Linked DNA regions of Homo sapiens: region 2 is linked to region 1. A link is an interaction called in ENCODE POLR2A ChIA-PET data of the cell type or tissue named here. Cell type or tissue: endothelial cell of umbilical vein. All regions are shown on one strand.

Region 1 (4,000 bases):
AGGCATGAAATTATAGAGCTTTGTTTTAAAGTGATGAATATGATCCTTCATCAATTCTAAAAATACTTTTTCTTACATTTTTGACTGGTTGGAAACTAGGATGCATTTTATAATGGCATCTTAGCATTTTGTGATAGTGTATTAGGAACCTCATTTTCTTTTTCTCAGTGGTACATAAAATACTTGTACATGTTAGAAATGATGGTGACATAGATTCCATGAAATGCAATCATTTGGTGTGGCTGTGGTAATAAGGGTTGGAAAGGTTGCAGTGAACCGAGATCGCATCACTGTACTGCAGCCTGGGCAACAAAGCGAGACTCTGTCTCTTAACAGCTTTTGAGTCCCTGTGTGGTTCAAACTAGCTAGGTGCTCACCAAACCTATTTTGTTTTCTTCCTGGGCAAACAGGCCTTTCTCAGTTGTTACTGGGTCACAACTAAATTATGGGGTCACAAACTAAATTATAATCAATAGATTGAGGACAGAAGTGATATAAGCCACTTTCAGACCTGGCCCATGGAATCCTTCCATGTGAGATCCTTCCATCTCCTTCTCCATCTGCAGGTTAAAAGGAGAAAGCTCTAAGAACAGAGGAGTCACAAGATGGAAGGAGCCTGGGTGCCCGAAACATTAAAGGCAGCTTAGCCAGGAATAACCATGTTGAACTGCTGTACACACAAGAAATAAACTTCATTTTTATTGAGCCACTGAAATTTGGGGGCTGGTAGGGAAGTTACCTGCTCTAAAACCTCCTGGTTCCGGCTGTACCTGTTCTTTTCATGGTTACATAAAATACCTCAGTATCCTTCCCACACATTCTCTCTTTACCCCAATTAGAGTTGGGTTGCTTCCGTCCATAACTTAAAGAGTTCTAACACAGCCAGGAAGAATGAAGAGCTATCATTTGAAGCGGCAAGAAGGTGGAAGTAAGCAACGATCCCTAAGTGTCTTGGGAACACCTAGAAAATTTGTCAGAACAGGGTAATAATTCCAACAAACTGATGACAGTCCACGAAAGACCCTTTTCACTTTCCAAGGGCTTCTAGCTTTAAACTCATAAAGCACTTACAGTTAAAAAAAAAAAACAAAAACCCTCTTCCCCACCCTCATTTCATTCTCAGAAGCATGTATGAAGTTGTAATAGCCCTGACGTATGGTTTACCTACTAAGATACCCTCAGGAGTTCTCATCTAGCAAGTGAGATACACCTTATTTATCATACATAGCCAGCTCTGCTGTCCCAGAATCTATTGGAAAATGAATCACACATAGCTCTAAGAATTCAAATAATTACTCTGGGGTAAATAGTTCTGGGTATGAGTGTACAACCCTGGCTAGAGTTTTCAAAGATAAATATTCAACAATCACCAAAGCTTCTGGTAGCATTTACAATACTATAAATGAGATTACAAAAATAAACAGGAGAATGATGCCACAAATGCCTCCTTGAGCAATAATCAGGTTTGCCAGGAACTGGAGACCAGTGATGACAGAGCAGGCCTCCTGCTCAATTTCCAGAAACATTTCTCTTTGAGCCAAATTTGGTCTTTAAGAACAAGCTCTGGCATCTGTAAAACACGCTACAGGCTTGTTATAAAGCCCATTTATACTATATATTGAGTTACGTGACTCAGAACAGCAGCATGAAGCTGGGATTGTCATCAGTCCTTCCTTTTCAGCAATAAAAACAGGCTCAAACAGATCAAGTGCTCACAGCCCCAGGATTTGTGACTTGAGCCAAGACTTAAGCTCTGATCTCCTGACCTCGGATCCTCTATCCATTTCGCTATAGCCCAAACTATGGAATACCAGGGAAGAGAAATGGCCTGGCTAGAGGAGACTTTTCCCCACTGCCATAATTCATCAACCCATGTTGGAAGCTAGTTTTCCATGTTGCATGCAGCCATGTGTGGGAACTTAACAGCAAGGGCTAAAGGGCCTGAGAGAGATGTCTGGCCTGCCTCCAAAGCCAGCTGGGAAAACATTCCCTGACAAGACACTGTGCCCACAGGGGAACACGAGAGAAGAAGGAGCCTGAGGCAGCAGATTAGAAGTGCTGAGCCTTCCATGTGATCCTGTCTTAATCTTATAGTTCAAGGCCTCTAAGAACCAGTTGACAAGGTCTCTCAGAACTGCAAAGATAGAATCTGGAGCAAATGAGCTGAAGTTTTCCTTTGTTGGGGAGGGAGAAGGGATCCACTACAAACCTAGCTGACCTCAATCAGCATTCTCTCAGATGATTTTTATGAGCCACTTCTAAAAGACAAATTGCCAAGATCAAACACTCATACATTGACTGGGAAAAGAGACAGTGAGGTGCAAGGCAATATTAATATATTAATGTTTTAGTAAAAAAACTTTCCCTGTGACTTGGTGATCTACCACCTCAGAGAGAAGACACAGGGAACTGGAGCTGTCCTTCAGTGTGTTAGAAAAGTTGAAGAGCTGGCCTCCCCTAACTATCATGAATCCCCTGGGCTCCATAGATGGAAGGGAGGCGTCTATGCCCTGCACCCTGGGTGGTTCCTCCAGAAATAGAAACTCTAGTGTTTTGAAGGAGCATGAAGTAGAGGAAGGAGCCTTAAACCACTGTTTAGTCTCCTTCCAGCTGTGACCTTAAGCAAGTCACAACCTCTTTGAGCCTCAGTTTTTGTACTTATAAAGCCAGGATAAGAACACCTACATTACAGGATTGTGGGGAGGATCAAATAAAATTATAAATGCAAAGGGCAGAGCACAGCTGCTCAATTAATGGTTAGTGCCTAACTTTTGCCCCTCAACCTCCACTTCAATTTCTTAGTATTGAAATTGTATATTTAGTAATTCTAATCCTTAGTAACTCAGCGGTACTTAGTAATTTTGAGAAAATCACATATATTACCCAGTGTCTTGGCAATTTCACTTGCTTTTTTGAAGCATAACCATCTGTGACTTTAGTTGTGAGCATCTCCAATAACTCTGGACCCTTGAGTCTCTTACTAATCTGCTCTATGCTTCCTAAATGCCTTCAAAAAAAAAAAAATCTAACCCACAGGTCCCTTTTTAACCTTATAATCTTTCTCTAATCTGGAAGAGATTCTAAACCTTATAGATATTTGACAAATTGCTGGGAACTTAACTGTCATATATGACTAAATTTTCCATAAGACTTAAAATAAAAAGTTTGCCAAAGTTTTAATGACTTTAATAAATAAGTGGCCAAGTGTTATGGTTCATGCCTGTAATCCCAGCACTTTGGGAGGCCAAGGTGAGTGGATCACTTGAGGTCAGGAGCCTGAGATCAGCATGGCCAACATGACGAAACCCCGTCTCTACTAAAAATACAAAAAGTAACCAGGAGTGATAGCATATGCCTGTAATCCCAGCTACTCAGGAGGCTGAGGCAGGAGAAACGCTTGAACCTGGGAGGCAGAGGTTGCAGTGAGCTGAGACTATTCCACTACACTCCAGCCTGGGTGACAGACAGAGGGAGACTCTGTAAATAAATAAATAAATAACATGCTTATGACCATAGGGACAACAGGAAGGATGAGGTTCTTGTGGTCTTCTTCATTATCTTCCTGGAGTCATTTCCTCTTAACATCCTCTCATCCTAGACAGGGTCAGGTGCCCCTCCTCTATGCTCCAGTAGTTATCTCTATGTACACTGCCAGCATTATGACCATACTGTATGATAATCATCTCTTTTACGTCTCTTTCTTTAGCCTACAATCTCCTTATAGTCAAAAACAGTGTGCTGTCAAATCTTGATTGCTACTACCCATGAGCACAGTATCTGGCATATAATAGATATAAAACTTGTGTTTGATGAATGAATAAATTAGGTTTTTAGATCTGGGAGAAACTTTAGAAATAACCTGGTCTAATACAGGCCTTCATTTCACAGACAAGAAAGCTGAGCCTGTCCCTGGTCATCTAGGTGGCTAGGAAAAACAACATTAACAACAACAACAAAAAAGAAAGTTGAGGCCACGCATGGTGGCACACCTCTGTAGTCC
Region 2 (4,000 bases), 190 kb before region 1:
CAAGAAAAAAAAACACGATGGAGAGAAAACAAATTAAATAAAAATAAAAGGTAATTTCAACTTTAAAAAAAAATGGGCCAGGCGCAGTCGCTCACGCCTGTAATCCCAACACTTTGGGAGGCCGAGGCGGGCGGATCACGAGGTCAGGAGATCGAGATCACGGTGAAACCCTGTCTCTACTAAAAATACAAAAAATTAGCCGGGCGTGGTGGCAGGCGCCTGTAGTCCCAGCTACTCGGGAGGCTGAGGCAGGAAAATGGCGTGAACCTGGGAGGCGAAGCTTGCAGTAGCCGAGATAGCGCCACTGCACTCCAGCCTGGGCGACAGAGCGAGCCTCTGTCTCAAAAAAAAAAAAAAAAAAGTCTACAAATTGCACTGTTTGCCAAATCTTCTAGGAAAGAGCTAAAGATATCTAAAGAAGCTGTCTACTCATAGGCATTGACAACATAAAAGAGAAAGCAAAACAAACAAGCATACTAAACTCCCTAGGGGGTTTCAATTAATCTTCTTTATTGGAAAATAAATAGTAGCACACAATGGCTAATAATAACTGAGTGTTTATAATGTGTCAGGCACTGTTCTAAGCATTTCATATGAATTAATTCACTTAATTATCACAGCAATCTATGAAATAGGCACTTTGATTACCCCCATTTTATAGACAAGAACATTGAGGCACAAGAGTTTAAATAACTTTCAACATTCACACAGCTAGTAAGCGGCATTGCCAAGATTCAAACAGGTGTCTGGCTCCAGAGCACCATCATCAAGAGCTGTTAGATCTCCTTGCTAGAACCATCTATATCTGGTCATTAGCCAATCACTTCATTTTTTCGCTTACTCAGTTGTGGCCTCAGAATCTGTTCTCAACGAAGCATTCTAGGTAGTCAACATCAATCGATTAGATTTAGATTTAGCACAGATTAAAACTACTTGTCATTCCTAGTGCACATTGTTGCTTTTTAGTGAGTTCCTGCTCCCTAACAAAGACTAAGAACCTCAAGTGTTTTTGTTTTGATCGATAAATGAACAATTAGAAGAGTTATATGCATGTAAGGATAGAGAATTTAACCAGATATTTGTGATGGTTTCAATAACCCCCACTTTCTCTCTTAAGGATCTACTCATTCCCTGCCATTTATCTACAGATCTTGCAAACACCCAGCTCAAGCATGCCCACCTCTGCCTGCCCCACCTTGGCAGTGCTGATCACTCCCCCTTCTCAACACCACTGTGCTAGGTATAGGTCCCTGGTACTGTGCCGCAAAATTTGCTTACATGTATGTCACACACCAGACCGTGAGTATCTTAAGAGTAAAGATCATCCATTACAATGTCCAGACCTCTGTGCAGTTGATTTCAGGCTTTGAGAGGAGGCAATTTCATTGAACTAGTTCACAAAGTAATAAGTGATGTATTTCAGGAGTATTCTTATTTTTCAAAAGAGGTCAATGTAATATATCAACATCTTTTAACATTATGTGCTTGCAAGTCCCCTAATCTTCTTTAATTCTTTACACAACTCTATGAACCATTATTACTGTATCCATTTAACAGATGAGAAAACTGAGGCACAGAACAAGAAACTTACCTAAAGTCACACAGCAAAGTGGCAAAATCAGCATTCAAACCTTGTCTATCTGACTGAAGCCTTCACTCTCGACCACTGTGTGATGCTGCCTCTCAACAAATTAATGTCCAGCAGTGAATGTGCACTGGAACATTTTGGTATGTAAAGGAAGGTCTCTGGGGCTGCGGATGGGCCAGGATCTGCTCTTCTATGATCTGCCTCTAGTCAGTTCTTCAGAACTGTTCCTACACTGAATATCTCTTCCTTTCCACCACTTTCGAGAACAGAGATACCCCAGCAAACCTTAAGTTCTGCCACAGTGCCTGTCAGAGTAGTGCCTAGTGGAGGCAGGAACAGCTACCTGCCTATAATACAAGAGAATGGAAACTGGAAAAATCACTGGACAGGGTAAGTTACCCTGTGGCCTTCACATAAAATGAAAGTCACACCAAAAGGAGAAAAGAGACAAGGCAGCCTCTGTGGTTTCACAGAATAACAGAACGGGAATCTGATGGAAAGGAGATTTCTCTTGTCTCCTTTCCAGAAATCAGAGAAAGAATCTGATTTCTCTTGTCACTGACCTAAAAGAAATAGGCATCCTAGGATCTCATTTCTCTGGGAAGTATTTTATTTCAACTAAATTACTTAGATTCTTAACATTCCTAAGGAAATAATCAGAAATGAGAAATGCAATAACAATGTAATTGGGTTCATATCTTTACTTTAAATTCATATACCAGTTAAACAAACATTTACTGAGACCTCCTGACTACCAGGCATTGTGCCAGACACTGGCATTAGGGATAATACATAATTCATTCCCCACTTTAAGGTAGTTCACAACTAGCTTTTTGGTAGAAAGTTGACATTTCCTAGTCACAGCACTGACACATTGAAAAGGAGCATTTCTTCCTTTCACATATCTTTCCAAATTAAGTTTTGTTAATGGATTTCGGCATTATAAAAGGTGATAGAAAATATAGTCAGGGAAGCAAGCTAACAGGCTATATACTACTTTTAACCCTCACAAATAAAAGAAAATGGTAGAACAGGAAAGCTAAACTAAAATGTAACTACAACTTTACCTTTTCCCATTCCTATTTGTATATTTTTTTCTCATTTGCACTGGCTTTGTTTAGGTTTTATTCATTCATTCATTTAACAGACATATATCACCTTCTATATGTCCTGGACACTGACAATATAACACTAAACATACAAAAATTCCCACCCTTGTTTTTACCTTCTAGAGACCATAATCAAAATAAACTATACACAGTAACATTCTTATCCGTTTCCCTTATATGCTTGTTCACTCTAGAAACAAGCTGAGATTTTATAAACAAAACAAAGCAAAACAAAAACAAAAAACTTGCAAAATTCAATTCTCTGGGATGTTCAGGCAGTCCATGAAAAATACAATAAAATAAAATAATTCAATTCTCCAAAAATTGTACATTATTCTTTTCATTTGTAATTCTTTAAAGCTGAATATGCAGACTTATTGGATATCTGTATTTAATTCTTTTATGAACTTCCTATTCATGTGCTTTTGCTATTTTTCTATTATTAGTGTGTTAATTTTTTTGTTATTTTTTACAGAACTTTACAATTAAGAACAGCAATGTTTGGTCATACATATTGCAAAACATTTCTTCCAAGTTATCATAATAAAAGTCAAATTGAGCACTGGAATTTCATGAATCTGCACATACCGTGTTATTACAAAACCAGATAATGTCCCCTTCATTACCAGTGTAGAAAAGTATTGATCCACCATTTTTCTTCCAGTATTTATCAGCTACTAGGTACCGCTGATTAAAAGTTTTCACAGTATTAAATCCAAAATGATCAACCTGTGATAAAAACAAAACAAAACATATTTCAAAGGAAAGTAATAAAATGAGATCAACATAAAGGTAATTAATTCTTCCATTAAAATCAATCTCTACTACAAAAATAATCACAAGAAATTTTAAACTTCACTGTTTTATTATTAATAGTAATATCGATATTATTATTTTGAAATCATTTCCTTATATTATAAAATAAAGTAATATTTGCTATTGGTGATCAAGATTTTCAATGTAAAAGAAAAAATACAATTATAAAATCAAATAGCTACTTAAAAACATAATGTTAAAATTGAATTGTAAATACAATGTGAACCCTTTTTTAATTTTTAATGCATTTTTAATTGGCAAATAAAATTTTACGTATGGTGTATATAACATGATGTTCTGAAATACGTATATGCTGTAGAATGGCTAAATTGAGCTAATTAACATAAGCATTACCTCATATATTTATCATTTTTTGTGATAAGACCACTTAAAATCTACTCCCTTAGCAATTTTTAAGTATATAATACATCCCATTATTTTTCAAAATACAGTTTTCCATTACTATCTGAATTTTCATTGTACAAAC

What was found. Peaks named below come from ENCODE experiments on the same cell type or tissue, not always from the same donor. Only the 100,000 strongest peaks of a DNase experiment are listed, where the experiment ranks them.
Region 2: POLR2A ChIA-PET joins it to region 1 with 5 read pairs; 3 of 35 experiments call an interaction of 5 or more read pairs at or near these places.

Annotation. Positions count from the first base shown.
Region 1 is chr11:83,050,610-83,054,609 of GRCh38, forward strand. All of the region lies in intron 1 of RAB30 (RAB30, member RAS oncogene family), which reads right to left. Among named protein-coding and RNA genes, the nearest start is that of SNORA70E, 11 kb to the left of the region's middle. In endothelial cell of umbilical vein, no CTCF peak of the experiment used is centred here; a DNase peak (open chromatin) is centred at 1,862; H3K27ac peaks cover 1,971 bases.
Region 2 is chr11:82,856,692-82,860,691 of GRCh38, forward strand. PRCP (prolylcarboxypeptidase) reads right to left here. Exons shown (of 9, transcript NM_005040.4): 2 at 3,286-3,426. Among named protein-coding and RNA genes, the nearest start is that of PRCP, 42 kb to the right of the region's middle. RefSeq lists an enhancer at 1,369-2,568. In endothelial cell of umbilical vein, no CTCF peak of the experiment used is centred here; a DNase peak (open chromatin) is centred at 2,300; H3K27ac peaks cover 2,829 bases.